Regions from separate parts of the Mus musculus genome. Here regions 1 and 3 are each linked to region 2. A link is a loop called in an ENCODE intact Hi-C map of the cell type or tissue named here. Cell type or tissue: heart. All regions are shown on one strand.

Region 1 (5,000 bases), 78 kb before region 2:
GAAACTCAAGAAGAAGGAAGACGAACGTGTGCATACTTCGTTCCTTCTTAGAATGGGGAACAACCATCCAGAGACTGCCCCACGTGGGGATCCATCCCATAAACAACCACTAAACCCAGACACTAGGCAGATGCCAACAAGAGCCTGCTGACAGGAGCCTGATATAGCTGTCTCCTGTGAGGGTCTGCCAGTGCCTGGCAAATACAGAAGTGGATGTTCACGGTCATTCATTGGACGGAGCACAAGGTCCCCAATGAAGGAGCCAGAGAAAGTACCCAGGGAGCTGAAGGGGTCTAAAGCCCCATAGGAGGAACATCAATATGAACTAACCAGCACCCCTAGAGATCCTTGGAACTAACCACCAATCAAAGAAAACACATGTTGCTTCTCTCTCTCTCTCTCTCTCTCTCTCTCTCTCTCTCTCTCTCTCTCTCCTTCTCTCTCCCACTCTTCTCTTTTCTTTCCTTCCTCTCTCCCTCCCCTCTTGTGCTTGCAGATCAGATGTGAATTTTTAGCTCTGCCCCAGAACCATGCTTATCTGCCTGCCACCATGCTTCCCACCATGATGGTCATGGACTGCAGTCTTCTGGAACTGTGAACCCCCAATTAAATGCTTTCTTTTATAAATTGACTTGGTCATGATGCTTTGTAACAGCAATAGAACAGTGACTAATCACTGGACCCCTAGAGTCTTTCTTAAAAGATTTCAATCTTACAGCCAGATCAAGTTAGACTAACAATCTAGCAGGGTCCCAGGAGACCCTCTGTTTCTTGACTTCTGCATTCCCATGTTCCCGCTTTAGAGGGCTTTTCCCGACTTCTTATCTACAACATGCCCTGGCCAATGACACTTCCCATTGCTTTGTGTTTATTCATTTGTTACAACTACTCATTACCAAGCACAAGCATTATTATTTTTTCTTATTTGCTTGCTGCCCATCTCCCATACACATTATATTAAAGTCAAAAACGTATGTTTTTAACTGCTAAAACAATTCTTAAAATAGCCCCGGCATGGAATAATTAGCTAAAACCAATTGTCCATTCATGCAACAAATGTTTATTGCATACATACTTCATGTAGGTCTCTTAGAGATGATCTTGTCTCAGAATAGGAGAAAGGTCTCATTTTGAAGGCCAAACACAATTGATAGCAGGTAACTGTGGCTCTGTATTAAAAAGCATTCTCAGAGATCTGAGAATCCAAACTGCGTGTGGAAAAATGATTACCAATGTCAGCCATGAGCGGACAAAGAAAGCAGACACATCTAGGGCTCCTGGTTTTATATCAAAGGAAATTGAGCTCCAGAATGAGATGGGGTACCTGGAGTTCAGACAGCATAGGAATCCCCATCATTCTGCCCGTGCCTTTTGTGGACGGAAGGCCATTAACAGGAGACCAGAGAAATGGAGCCTATTCCCAATTAAGGAATGCTCACAAGTGTGTTCCAGGAATCTCTAACTGCTAATCTTGGACAGTTGCATACCACAGAGCCAAGTGCCCTATGACCAAAAGCTTTGACCAGGATGGAACCTTAATCAGCCAAGGCTGCCCGTACTTTCATGGCCATGATTTGCACAGACTTTATTTGCATGCCAGAGTTAGAGAGCTGGAAATTATGTGTGCAGCCACTCATGCTAACACCTCAGACTGTACACCAGCCAGGCTGGGCTGTATTCCTTTGCATGCTAGGAAACTGCACACAAGTCCTAACCAAAAGTGTTCCTCTAAAATGGAGACATTGCCCTTTAATACCATATATAGGTAGGAATATAATTGATCTTCAGACTGCTGTCCTTTTGCAATATACCAAATAAGCTATTTCCCCTATTCTAGAGTAGATGGTAAATGCACTTACTGCCTGTGTCTGTCCGACCCTTCCCTGCTATCATAGAGTGTACATCCTGTTGACAATACTGTTCAGTCTCTCTTTATTAGACCGGAACTAGAGGCCACCTCTGCATGTCTTCCTCTACCCTGATTAGTCTTCAGGCTCTTACCCGTTACTGGACCTTTGAGGGGGTTAAAAGGATGTAGAAGTCCCTGGCCCTGAACCAAGACTGGAACCCAATTCTGTCTGAACTCACAAGCCAGTTATTTTTAAAAACCCAAAGAGAAAAGGAAGGAAAAAAAAAAAAAAACCCTGACTGTTGCAGTCACTGTACCAGCCAGCTGAGAGAATAGAGATTTGAAAGGAACAAAGGGTTTCCTCAAACATGCAGATCAAGGGCTTGGCTTAGGTGGAAACCAGTAACCTACCACTGTGTGCTTTATGACAGAGCCCTCTGAGGCAGCAGCCTCCTGGGTCTTGCCTCATTCCTGGCAGGGGGGATGGGGAAGCTAGGGGCATTCTCCTTCCATGCTCTGAGGTCAATAGATCTGGGCTCTAAGAACTGCAAAGTTCCTGTCACTATGGCACAAGCAACTCCAAGCCAACCTTAAGGAAGAGTCCCAGTGTCTGCCTGTTCACTCTCTCTTTATTAGACCTGGGGCTAGAACATGAATGCTCACTCTCATGTCCTTCCTCTTACCATCCCTTCCCTTTCACCCCTGACATTGCCTCTTGACTTAGGACAACCTTCAGAGCCTGGAAACAGGTGAGCTCTGGGGCTAAGATGGAAGGAAAAGGAAGAAGGAATCACTGACATTCTTGGACACAGGACCAAGCTTGATTCTGTCCCTCTGGAGTATCTCAAACCAAGTGTGGGATTCTTTGTTAAAAAGTAGAGCTACAGCAGTAATCACAATATCATTAGAAGTGTTAATGGGGAACACTTACAGCGAGCAGGAACCCTGCTGAGTACTGTGTGCAGCTTGTGCTAACCAGTGTCTCAGGACCCAAGAGAAAGGTTCCGAGAAGAGCAGCAGCCTCCACAGCCTCACACTGTGAGCCAGTGGAGTCAGGATGCTGGTCAGATGACCCTGACACTTGAATTCTCCATCTAAGACACAGAAAACATGCTGACACTTCCTCATCAGAGGGAACTGACTCACCTACTGCAGGGCCAAGCACAGGGTTGCTTTCTGCACTTGGGCCCCAGCTTCCTCATTGTTCTCAAAGGTTCCCATTCAAAATGCATAGACCTCAGAAATTCTGTCTCGGCAAAGCCCAGCGAAGCGATTTATCTCCTTTCCCGGGAGGGAGGGCAGAAGGGAGAGAAGGGAGCCCAGGAAGCCAGAACATTTCCCTTTCTCAGGGCCAGACTTGGTTTACTCAGCCCCAGCCTCCCCTTAGCCCTCAGGGACCGGCCAATCTGTTCCTATTGAACTCTCAGACTCCCGTTTTCTGCCAAAAGCTGTGCCTGATTCCCGCACTCTGGCTGTATCCTGCCCAGGTATCTACGTAGCCTTTTCCCTAGTGTATTTGCTTCAGCCCCAAGCTTCATCTGAATGGCACCCTTGTTCCTTTCACACAAAACTACAAGTCTCTTCACACCCTTCATAAGTCTCTAGCCTCGTTACCACAGGGGCTCAACTGTGCACCCTGGCTCAGCTCCACATTCCCCCCGCTTCCCTTTGAACAGGACCCAGGACAAACCAGATTTTCCACTCCAAGCTTTGTTCCTTCTTCGACTTCTCTCCTGGCCTCTTCCTTCTATTCTTTTAGCCCCCAAGCCACTCCTTCCCTATAGCACCTCCCTCCCTGCCAGTACATTGTCCACGTTGATGCGTTTCTCCTGTGCCAGTTTTGCTTTCTCGAATTCCATCATGGAAGCATCAAGTGAACACGCTCCGGAACAGGGTGAATTGACACAGAAGCCTAAGGTCTGTAACAACCAAGTGGATGTCCAGTTAAGGAACAGCCCCTTTCAGAGCAGTCGGGAAAGTTCTGTGGCATCTGTTGGGCCCGGGCCCCAGCGTTTCTGTAGTGCTGCTGCTGTATTGGACAAGAAGGCGTAGCAGTCATGCACCTGGGGTTCTCGCTGCAAACCTTACTCACAACTTACCGGCATGCTGCAAGGCCAGCTGCACGCTACTGTGTGTTCTGACTCTGATCTGTCTCAAGCAGAGACGCCCCACTGGGCTCTGTTAAGGAAAAAGGAGCAGGACACATACTAGGTCACAGATGTTTGTGGCCAAAGATTGTGGAAGGCATGCACAATATGCTCCGTGTGGCTACAGGCAGAAGCCACGCTCTTCAGTCCTGCTTTGAGTCTCATGGCGTGTGCAGTACCGAGTGTGTTCAGAAACAAGGCTTCCCTGAAGTTGTTCAAGATGCAACATGCGCAAACACCGCCTGCAACCTCAGATCCGTTCCACACTGGGCTCTGAATGATGTTTTGTTGTTACACATTCAGCAGCCTTTTCCTGTTGCCAGATTTTATTTTACACTTATTTCTGTTTATTATTTTACTATTGTTCTTTAATCTGCCAGATTTTTTTTTTTTTTTTACTTAACTACCGCATGCCATCTTAAGATCTCCCATGGGGTGAAACTTACAGTTTAAGAAGTTGGGATCTGTGTAATTCCAGTGAAAATCATAAATTTGTAATCTGACAGGCCATAGAACTACAGCTACTTATAAGTATAGGTAGAACATATTTCTATTGTTTATAGGACATGTTTTAAATGTCGACCAACTGATGATATCAGGCATGTTCAGTGTGGAATAGTTCATCAACATGGCTACCTATATAAGACCTGGGCAAGGATGTCACCAATAGACATTGTAACATGGAAGAAGGAAGGATCAGCGGCCTCAGCCTTAGACGATGAACTACAGCCAACTAAGAATTGCTGAGAGTGAGAGAAACAGCCTTCCCAGGGAAGAACACGTTAGTTGGTTATCTAATACCAAGTGGTCAGTCCTGGAAACATACGCATACAAGTAACATTATAAAAACTGATCAGCTTGCACTTCTATATTAAGATATGTATATGTGTATATGCATATATATGTTACAACAATTAAAGAAAAAGGGCAAGAGTTAGAAAGAGAGCAAGGGGTGAGAGGGGGAGTTAGAGGGAAGAAAGGGAAGGGGAAAATGATGTAACTAT
Region 2 (5,000 bases):
AGGAAGAAGAAGAAGAAGAAGAAAAAGCCCCTTATTGTTTAAGCCAAATAGCCTCATATAAAAGGATTCCCTGGCTGCTGAGTGAGGAATGGACAGGAGGGAGGGAAGAAATGGGTACTAGGTGAGAGTGTACACATATCTCCCATCTTGTAACTACACGGCCCCTCTTGATGGGTCAGGCCCTTGGCCTGACTCTATTCATCCCTCCCTGGAGCTCTGATACCCACCTGACATGTGAAGCATTACGGGTTAATCTGTCAGCTCCTTGAGCACAGCGTCATGGACCTGGTTTGTTCTTCCCAGCTGCCACATCTCGACTGCTCAGTGCACTGCCAAGCACACAGTAGACACTCAATGCATGCTGGTAAGTGCAGGGACCGTGAACGAATAACATCTGGATTAAAGCACCCAGACTGGCTGTTGTGATGGCTGATTCGTATCAATTATCTGTCATAATCTGTGTGCGACCCCAGGCAGGCTGTACCTTGCCCCTTTAGTTTTACACATTTGTCCACAAATCTCAGGGGACTCACAGCAACGGATGGGTGAACACAAGTGACTTTTATGTGGACAAATGTCAACTCCCCCACACTCAGATGTGAGAGTAAAGAGGGTAGTTTGGAAGCTCTGCTGAGCGCCTTTGCCAAAGATGCTATATATAAACAGCAGGTAGTACAATTATTATTCCTCCTAATCTCCCAGTTCCTAATCCCAGGCAGGTCGGTGTTTGTGTGTGCTTGCCCCAGAACAGATGAGCAGCATAGGGCAGGAGGCTGCATCATCTCTGACTCCAGCAGTTGGCTTTTTTTTTTTTTTTTTTTTTGAGACAGGGTTTCTCTGTATAGCCCTGGCTGTCCTGGAACTCACTTTGTAGACCAGGCTGGCCTCGAACTCAGAAATCTGCCTGCCTCTGCCTCCCAAGTACTGGGCTTAGGCGTGTGCCACCACACCCAGCTAATTTTGGAGGAGGGTTTTCACAAGGCTTTAGTGGACACCATGGTCCTATCAGACACAATTTAAAGAGCTGGAGACACTGCAGCTCAGCTCAGATGCTAGAACCAAGTTTTCTTTCTTGCCCAGGCCCCCGAACTCCGTATTCTCTTCCCTTCAGCCACCTCTTATTCCAACTATAGTGACCCTTTGAGTGTAACAATCAAGCATGGTAGGCCCTACTTGAATCTTGCCTACAGGGGTTCCTATTTGCAGAACCAATTCTCTTGGGCTTCTGGACCACCCTCCCGACGTGCTAGCCACATACTGTTGCCCTTACCTAACCAAGCTGACACACATGTGCACTTGTAACCTACACTCCCTACAAGACCTCCTCTGTTCATTCTTGTCTTCCCCTGCACCTTCTCCCAGTCTGCAAGTGAGTTCTTGTAATCCCCTAGGTCCAAAGAAATACAACTAATCTTCCTGCTAGGGCTGCCCCATGGTCCCTTAAGGATTGCTGCTGCCAAACACTTCTCAAACACTGTCCTTGCCCTTGGTACATGGTAGGCTCTTCTTAAAATGCAGTGCAAATATCAGCTCATGTAACTCTCCCAGTGGCAGTTCTGGGTCGCTGCTTATGTTGGCCTGGTCTGCTTTAAAAAGAGCAGAGACACAGAAACAAGGTCTTTCTCCAAGACTGCAGCTTCTTAGACCAGGAGGAACGATCTAAGGCTTGGAAGCTGGGTCCTGGGTTCAACAGATGCACCCTTCCTGCCTCTCAAAAACAAACAAACAAACAAACAATAAAAGAAGAAAAGAAAGAAAAAAAACTAAAAAATCTCCCAGGCTTTTGGTCATGGGTGCAGAGGACTCTGTGGTGTGTGTGTGCGTGCGCGCGCACCATTGCATAAGGGGCTTTCTACATCATTAGGCAATCATCCTCCACTCCTCTGCCCCTAAACATCCTCTTTATTGAGAGGATGGGCCAGTAGGGCCTGTCTTGCTTCATTATGTCCCTCAACCACCATTGTGAGAAGCAAAATTTGCTATCTCTGAACTTCCAACTCAGAAACTCTCCAGTTAATAAGAGAGGGTCTTGATTCCTCTTCCCTGCCTTGGTGCCCAGCCTTCTGCCGATTAACCAAGCACCTGACCTAGCTCATGGAAATCCAGAGCTAGGGTACATTTTGCATCCAGAGGCTCTGTCCTTTGGGATAGGCTCTCCTGTCCCTCCTCTTCCTCATTAGGGTAACTATTTTGCAGCCCAGGTCTCTCCTAGTACAGTGCTGCCTGGGCCCTCTCCACCTCCAATCTATTCTCCCTGATAGAAGGCCTCTGGTCTGTCTCCTCCCTAGGGCCCAGCCCTGCCCCTCTCCTTTCCCTGCCACAGCATTTTTGCTGCTCCTCTCCCCCAGCGCGTCTTTACCAAGAGGCACTGAAGTCCTTCCTACACACACGCTATTTTTGTACCATCACTCTCTCCTTCCTCTCCCCCTTCCCCCTGCATTTACTTCCTGCTTTTGCTATACCTCGGGGCCAGCTAGGAAAGATTTGGGCCCCTAGGACTCACGCCCACCCGGAGGCCGACCTTCGGCTTTGGGACACACAAGCAGGGCCTCTCGGGGAGGGGCAGAAAGCAAACCTCCCCGCCCCCTCCACTCTCCACCCTTGCAAGCTCCCCTGCCGCGGGCAGCCTCTTGCCCACTGGAGTCTAAGGACTGGCCGGGTGAGAGGCCGAGACCAGGGGGCGATCGGCCGCCACTTCCCCAGTCCACCTTAAGAGGACCAAGTAGCCAGCCCGCCGCGCCGACCTCAGAAAAACAAGTTTGCGCAAAGTGGTGCGCGGCCAGCCTCTGGGCAGAGGGAGCGGTGCTTCCACCGCCTGGCAGCCCTGCGCGCGGCGGCGCAGGTCCGAGCGGCTGGCGGGGACCCGCACGGGCAGAGCGGGCTCGCGCAGAGCCGAGGCGGGCGGCGCAGCTCGCGGGGCGCACTGGGGCGCGGGCGGGAAGGTGCGGGCGCGAGGAGGGGGCGCTCGGCCGGGCCGCCCTCGCGCTGGCCTCGCGACGGCTCCGCACAGCCCGCACTCGCTCTGCGAGCTGTCCCCGCTCGCGCTTGCTCTCCGATCTCCGTCCCCGCTCCCTCTCCCTCTTCCTCTCCCCCTCTTTCCTTCTCCCTCGCTATCCGCTCCCCCGCCCCCGTGCCTCTGGCTCTGCGCCTGGCTCCCTCGGGTCCGCTCCCCTTTCCCGCCGGCCTGGCCCGGCGTCACGCTCCCGGAGTCTCCCCGCTCGGCGGCGTCTCATTGTGGGAGGGGGTCAGATCACCCCGCCGGGCGGTGGCGCTGGGGGGCAGCGGAGGGGGAGGGGCCTTAGTCGTTCGCCCGCGCCGCCCGCCCGCCTGCCGAGCGCGCTCACCGCCGCTCTCCCTCCTTGCTCTGCAGCCGCGGCCCATGGAGCCCGCCGGCCCGGCCCCTGGCCGCCTAGGGCCGCTGCTGCTCTGCCTGCTGCTCTCCGCGTCCTGTTTCTGTACAGGTAAGCACCCTCAGCTCCTACTGCCACCCTCCCCAAGCTGCGGGCTCAGGCCCCGCACACTGTCGCTAAGCTAATGTCGACAAATCCCTGTAACGGGGGTTACAGATGCAGAGTTGAGGCCCAGAGAGGGTCAGCCACTTGCCCAAGGTCACATAGCCTAGGCTAGAAGCCGGGATAGAACTCTTCTTATCCGGATCTGCCTTGTGGACTGTGACTGGGTAGCCCAGCGTTGGGCTGCGGGGTATAGGAATGAGTTGGTTTACCGTACCCTTTGCCAAACCTGAATGGGGAAGCAGACTGGCAATTGCTTTGGGCAATCGGGCTCCTGGTTTCCCCATATGCTCCCTTGCTAGACTTGATTGGAGAGAGGGTCGGGGCAGAGGTTGGGCGCGCTGTTGAGCTGTTGGGATGGGGGAAGAGTGAGCTTTCGCCCTAGTACCAGAGCAAGCAGGGTTAGTGTATGGAGGTAGAGACAGGAAGAGAGGCCGGAGTAATCCACGGACCCTTGGGAGACACAGTGGATTTACCTGTGGTGGGCACAGCCCTCTCTGGATGGTCTCCTCCCCGCCACCCCCCTGCCTTCCTTAGGCAGGCTTCCAGTAGCTCCCTGCAGTTCCAGCATGTACCTGTGGCTCTGAGCTTGTCTTCTTTGTTGGCCTACATCAAACACCTGGCTGTCTCCAGCAGGAGGGCTCTGAAGGCCGGTTGGCCAAGGAGTGAGGTCACCATTCAGGAGAGCTGCATCTTAAAGGGGTTTTGCAAAAAATCTTGGGTCTCTTCTGGAAGTATATGAAGGCTAAAGACATAGCTGGGGAGGGACAGAAAGGAGCCTTATTTCGTGTCTTCTTGGATTGGTGCTATGGACATAGGGGTCTCTGTACAACCTTCCTTTTGCAGGGAGGTAAATCCAGCCACGGCACGCCGTTCTTACCAACATTTGCCTAGAGCTTGGCACCTGATGGCAGTGTAGAAGGAGGAAGAGAGAGAGTCAGCCTCAGGATAGAAAGGATAACAGGGTGGGAAAAGGGGTGTCTAGGAGTTCTCTCTGAGCTGCAGTGTTCAGGAACCCACTGGGTGCTCCCCACCAAGTGCTCCCCGCCAAGTGCTCCCACCCCATTCACAGTTTTCAGCTACCCTTGGGTCCTCTCAGAGCTGAATGATGAATTTCATCTCTCTCCTGTGAGTGGCTCTGAGGTCTGGTCTGCTTCCTCCTGCCTTACCAGTCCCAGCCCTACCCTGCCATGCTCCAGGGCTTGGGAATCTACAGGCATCTCTCCGAAGTACAGAACACTGGGCCCAGATTAATATCTAAATGTTGGCTCTAGACCTTTTTCTGACTAGGGTCCTGTGGCGCAGTCCCTGGCAAACAAATAGTTAACAAGTGTTAACAGCAGTCTTCCCTTCCTGGGTGGGGGTAGGGGTGGGGGTGGCGTGGAGGGGGTGGAGGTGGGGGGAGTGGGGAATGACAGCACCTTTCTTAAGAGCATATCTATCCCCCCTTCTCCACCCTCACCTATAAAAACAATCTATAAAATGATA
Region 3 (5,000 bases), 55 kb before region 2:
CCTCCCGCATGGCTCTGTTGCTAGGGAAACATCTTCCATGCTTTCCTCTGGAGACTTTTCTGAGGCCCTAAGCTTGGATATACATACCCTCACATTGGACACCAATTATTGCCAGACTTTCTTGGAGCCGCCAGCTCCTGAATAATGACACAGAGACTTATTATTTAAGAAAGCTTAGGCTCTGTAGCAGGTTATCTCCTAGCTAACTCTAACCCGACTAATTCCAGCTCACATCCTGCCACACGGCCCATTACTTCTCACTCAACCTCCACACCTGTTCCTTCCACCTCCGTGTCACACTGGTGAATCCCCCACCTCTTGATTCTTTCCCAAAGACCCTCTCTCTGTCCAGAAGTTCCATCTATTCTTTCCTGCCTCAGCTACTGGCCATTAGATCTTTAGTAAACCAATTAGAAGGCGAGAAGGGTAAATGTTTCCAACACAAGTGATGATCCATAAAAATAATAATACCAAAGTCTGGCCAGTATTCTCCTCTCTGGCGGCACAGAAACCAACATTTGCATAACACAAAGACAAACTTTACACAGTGTACAAAAAGATTACCCCCGAGATAATCTTACATTCATTCTGGATGACACAGAAGCTGCAAGAGTATTCCAGGGGTGGCGTGATTTAATTTGCATTTTCAAGAAAGTCTCCTGTTGTATGAGAGTAGACTGGATGGAGGATGATCAGGTAAGAGTGTCATCAACTGGGACATATAGTTCAGGGTGGGCCAGGGAGAGTGGACAGAGTGAGGAAAATAAGCTTTAAGTCAGGGAAGGACTGAGCAGATGAGTGAGCCTTTGATGTGAGAAATTTAGGTCTGGTCATTATTCGCTTACCAAACAAGAGTAGAAAAATCCATCTCCTTTTCTGGGCCTCAGTTTCCCTGTCTGTGACATAAGGCAGAGCAGCTGGTGCCAAGGTCTTCTGCATCAGGCACAGGCAGCCCTATATTTAGGGCCTTGGCTCTCAAGCTATGATCCAGTTACTAATCCCAGCAGGCCTGAATGCCCCATGGCAGCTGCAGAAACCTGGGGACGATGCTGCAGCTCAGGGACAGTTGCCTGTTGTCTACAGAAACTGGGACAACCAGAGGACATGAGACTTGTCTGCCCACACCACAGGCTGGGAACGGCTGGTCTGATGGCACCTTTCAACTGGAGGAAAAGTGCAGGCCACCAGCCAGGGGCTTCCTGAGCCCTTCAGGGAACTGATGTCCCAGTCACAATGTCTTTCCAAATGGTCCAGGTTCAACTCGGGGGCTGTGACCAGCCTCAGTGGATGACCCTCAGTGGGCTGATTCAGACTTCTCCCCTGGGCTCTTGACAAGGTATAAATCACTAGCTCTGGTTTATTGAGTAGAAAAATGAAGACCAAAAAAGTCATGGGCAGCAAAGCTAGGAGTTGAACATGGCTAAGTAATACTTCCATCATTCTTTGCTGCCTCTCAAGGATGCAGTGGAAGGGTGGTAAAGAGAAATAGAAGCTAAATATGTTTTAATAAATATAGACATTCACACCCACCTGCTTTGCCAGGGATGAGGACTTTCAAACAAAAGCTGCTTTGTGCAGCTGAAGTGAAGCATGTGTGTGTGTGTGTGTGTGTGTGTGTGTGTGGTGGTGGTGGTGGTGGTGGTGGATAAGCCCCTGGTCATTGTTTACAGCCTTTTTGCTGCTTATTTATTCCTTTGTAATTGCCACAGATTTTTTTTTCCAGACATATACATGCTGGGGACTGTGTGAGGCTCCAGGGAGGGAACCGTAATAATTAACAGAAAATGACTTAGTTCCTGAACCCACTGGTTTGCACTGCAGTTGAAAGATGTCCTCTTCTGGATGTCGTTACTGCTCTAGTCTCCACAAAGAGAAACCCAGGGGCTTTGTGAGGTGCTGTGATTTCACCAGGGGGGAGACCTGATCAGAATTCTAACCTGGACCTTATGGTTCAAAGCAGCAGGAGCAGCCGGCCCTGCAGGAGCAGCCAGGCCTGCGTCAGGCAATTTGATTAGGGTTTAATAGAAGGATTAGTCACAAAGGAAGACAGGGCTACAGGAGACCACAAAGCACTCGTCAGGACCCTCGTTCACAGTAAGAGGAAAGAGAAGTCAGTCGGCAGCTGATAGATGAGGGCCCCCAACAGGGGTTTCAGCTCAGGGCATGGTGATTGCGAGGTGACCCTGGATCAGTAGGCTAGGAATATGGACTCTGAGTTCATAGTCCTCTGTCTTTCCATATCCTTCTAGGGCTCCCCACAACTCAGATCATTGCCGTGACTTCTGTAGACATCTGGGATAGATGCTGAAGAAAGAAGGGGACAAAGAGGGCCAGGGAGAAAACCACGTGGTCTTTAGCCAAAATTAAGATGCTTCTGAATCAAAAGCACCTTATTGGGCCAGGGGAGGTCCAGACTCAAGACCAAGCAGGTCATAGAAATGGGCCCATAGTGATGCAGCTCCCACCCTCCAGCCTTCTGCTGGGCTGGCAGACTTGGCCTGCAGCCTGGCTTCTTGTTTTGGTAAGTCAACTTTCATCAGGACACAGCCAACCATATGACTAGCTGGCACCTTCCAGACTCTAGATTCTTACAGTAGAACTTAATAGTGTTGGCAAATCTGAAACCCTCACTCTCTGGCTAGGAAAGGTCACCGAGAGAAGCAACGTTTGTTTCCTGCTCATAGTCCTTGTCCGCCTCCAGCTGGCAGAACCTTTGCTGCATTATCAGAGCTGCTGCGAACAGTGCCTCCTGCAAAGAATGCACTGCCCTGCCCTCAGGGATGAGAGATGGGGGTTGCCCACAAATTCACATGCCTCAGTTCTGATCACACACCTTGGCTCATGCACATCAAGTTCCATGGCTGGCGCTCTTCACTTCAGGCCAACAGTAATGTGCATGTGTATGCTTTCATACTTGGCGGTGCATGTTCCTGCATGTGTGTGGTGATCACATGAGTGTGTGTGTGCTGTGTGTGCTATGTGTGTAGCTGTAGAGCTGGGTGGCCCTTGGTCATATAATCTTGCATTGACACTTGTCCATGCATATTTCTATATGTATGTGATCACATGATTGTGTGTGTGTGTGTGTGTGTGTGTGCGTGTGCGTGTGTGTGTGTGTGTGTGTGTGTGTGTGTATGTGGTGGCTGTGGGCCTGGGTGGCTCTTGGTCATGTGATCATTCATTCTGGATGTCCCAGCAGCTGTAAAACTGTTCAAGAGGTGACTTGATCTAATTTGCATTTTTGAGAAATTCTCCTCCTTGTGTGAAAGTAGACTGAATGGAGGATGATCAGGTAAGAGTGTCATCAACTGGGACATGTAGTTCAGGGTGGGCCAGGGAGAGTGGACAGAGTGAGGAAAATAAGCTTCCAGGCAGGGAAGGACTGAGCAGATGAGTGAGCCCTTGATGCGAGGGATATAGGTGTGGTCTATAGTTGTCCCCACTATTCCTCCTATGAGAATGACCAGGGCACAAACACTGAGGGCTGGCCACTCTGCTGACAGCCGTGGAGTACAAGCTTGGCTGACATCTATCAAACAAAGAATAAAGGTGCTATCTGGCTTGGAGCAGACTTCTGCGGCCTCCCACACTGCTCAGGCTGTCTCAAGGGAGTGGAGCAGACAGAAGAGCCAAAGAGCAGGGAGAAACCTTGTCAGTTTTAAGGGCACAGGTAGGGGGTGAGGCAAAGCAGACCGGGCACTAACATCCTAGAGTCAGGACTTTGATTTGTTAGAGGCTTGTTTGAGTTCATTAGGAACCAGATATCCTTGCCTGAGATAGTTGACTGTAGAGGGTGACTAAGGGAAGTGATGGCTTTCCTGACAAACAGAAACCTGATTCACAAGGTTCCTGAGGAATGCTGAGTTTAGGTTTTGTTTATCTGCTAGCAATCCTTCTTGTTCGCCCAGTCAGAGTCCAGCCTGTGCTGAGCCTAGACTGTTTGTCATTCAGGACCTTGTCAGCCGCTTGACAGTTAGGGAGGCTGCTTTGGACCTAACCGTACCTCCATCTGAAAAAGAGAATTGGTTGTAAGGGTGAAATAAATGCACTTTATTTAGGTGAGGGCTTGGCACAGAGTAAGCACTACTGTTGCAGAGAGCTAGCCATCGTGACTACACACAACCTCACCCAGACATCAGAGCAGTCACCATATCGAGTAGACTACAAACTGGACTTGTTTCTCACAAAACAAAACAAAACAAAACAAAACAAAACAAAACAAAACAAAACAAAGCAAAGCAAAACAAAACAAAACAAAACAAAACAAAACAACCTATGACATTTCGGTCTCCATTTCAGAGCTGAGCTTGGCTCAGAGACGTCAACCTTTTGTCAAGGCCACACAGCCTATAGGTGAAGATGAGTTTGCGTCCAGCACTCAACCCAGCCTGCATCTTTACACACACTGCTGCCTCTCCTTAGCTCTTTGACAACAGAGCCGCTGAGAACTCACACCATGCTTGAGTCCTGCTGGGGGCCCTCTCATCACTGAGTATTCCTGAATCTAGTCAGCATCACACCTGGGGCCGAACTGCGGAACTATTTCTGTTCCCAATCTTGAAGAAGGAAACTGAGGCTCAGAGAGACAAAGGAGCTCTCCCCAGACTACTCAGTACATGAGCAGAGCATGGTTTCCTCCAGAGAGACAGCCAGGGCTCTAAGGTCCCCAGCACCACCTGGTGACACCCCATTACTAAGCCCAGCAGCGCCTGCTCCCACTCTCCCTGCTTTATGACCTGTTTATGAGCCAGAGGCCTGCCAGCTTCTATGTTGTCATGGAAACAAATCCAGCACAGACATTCTGGTGGCTCATTCTGGTGGTGTTGATTTTGTTGTTGATTTTGTTGCTTGTGTGTATGGTGGTAGGACACAGGTGTGTGCAGATGCATGTGGAGACCAGATAGAGGTTGATGTCTGGTATCTTTCTTGATCCCTTTACACTTTATCTACTGAGGTAAGATCTCTCAATGAACCAAGAGCTCACATGTGGCTAGCCTAGA

The links. Hi-C counts contacts between places; a loop is a spot of excess contacts. Peaks named below come from ENCODE experiments on the same cell type or tissue, not always from the same donor. Only the 100,000 strongest peaks of a DNase experiment are listed, where the experiment ranks them.
Region 1: a loop joins it to region 2, with 2.0 times the contacts of the local background. A loop is called at or near these places in 13 of 42 quality-filtered maps.
Region 3: it touches region 2 in a loop (2.1-fold over the local background); 5 of 42 quality-filtered maps call a loop at or near these places.

The regions. Positions count from the first base shown.
Region 1 is chr2:129,512,213-129,517,212 of GRCm38, forward strand. The region is part of intron 1 of F830045P16Rik (RIKEN cDNA F830045P16 gene); the gene reads right to left. It overlaps Gm14040 (predicted gene 14040), which reads right to left and starts at 3,595. Exons shown (of 3, transcript NR_166423.1): 1 at 3,540-3,595; 2 at 2,781-2,943. In heart, no CTCF peak of the experiment used is centred here; DNase peaks (open chromatin) are centred at 139 and 2,999; H3K27ac peaks cover 1,312 bases.
Region 2 is chr2:129,590,234-129,595,233 of GRCm38, forward strand. It overlaps Sirpa (signal-regulatory protein alpha), which reads left to right and starts at 2,606. Exons shown (of 9, transcript NM_001355158.1): 1 at 2,606-2,842; 2 at 3,371-3,461. The coding sequence starts at 3,380. In heart, no CTCF peak of the experiment used is centred here; DNase peaks (open chromatin) are centred at 1,858, 2,498, 3,178 and 3,988; H3K4me3 peaks cover 2,459 bases; H3K27ac peaks cover 2,774 bases.
Region 3 is chr2:129,535,524-129,540,523 of GRCm38, forward strand. F830045P16Rik (RIKEN cDNA F830045P16 gene) reads right to left here and starts at 1,079. Exons shown (of 7, transcript NM_177653.3): 1 at 846-1,079. The coding sequence starts at 939. In heart, a CTCF peak has its summit at 2,708; DNase peaks (open chromatin) are centred at 1,078 and 2,578.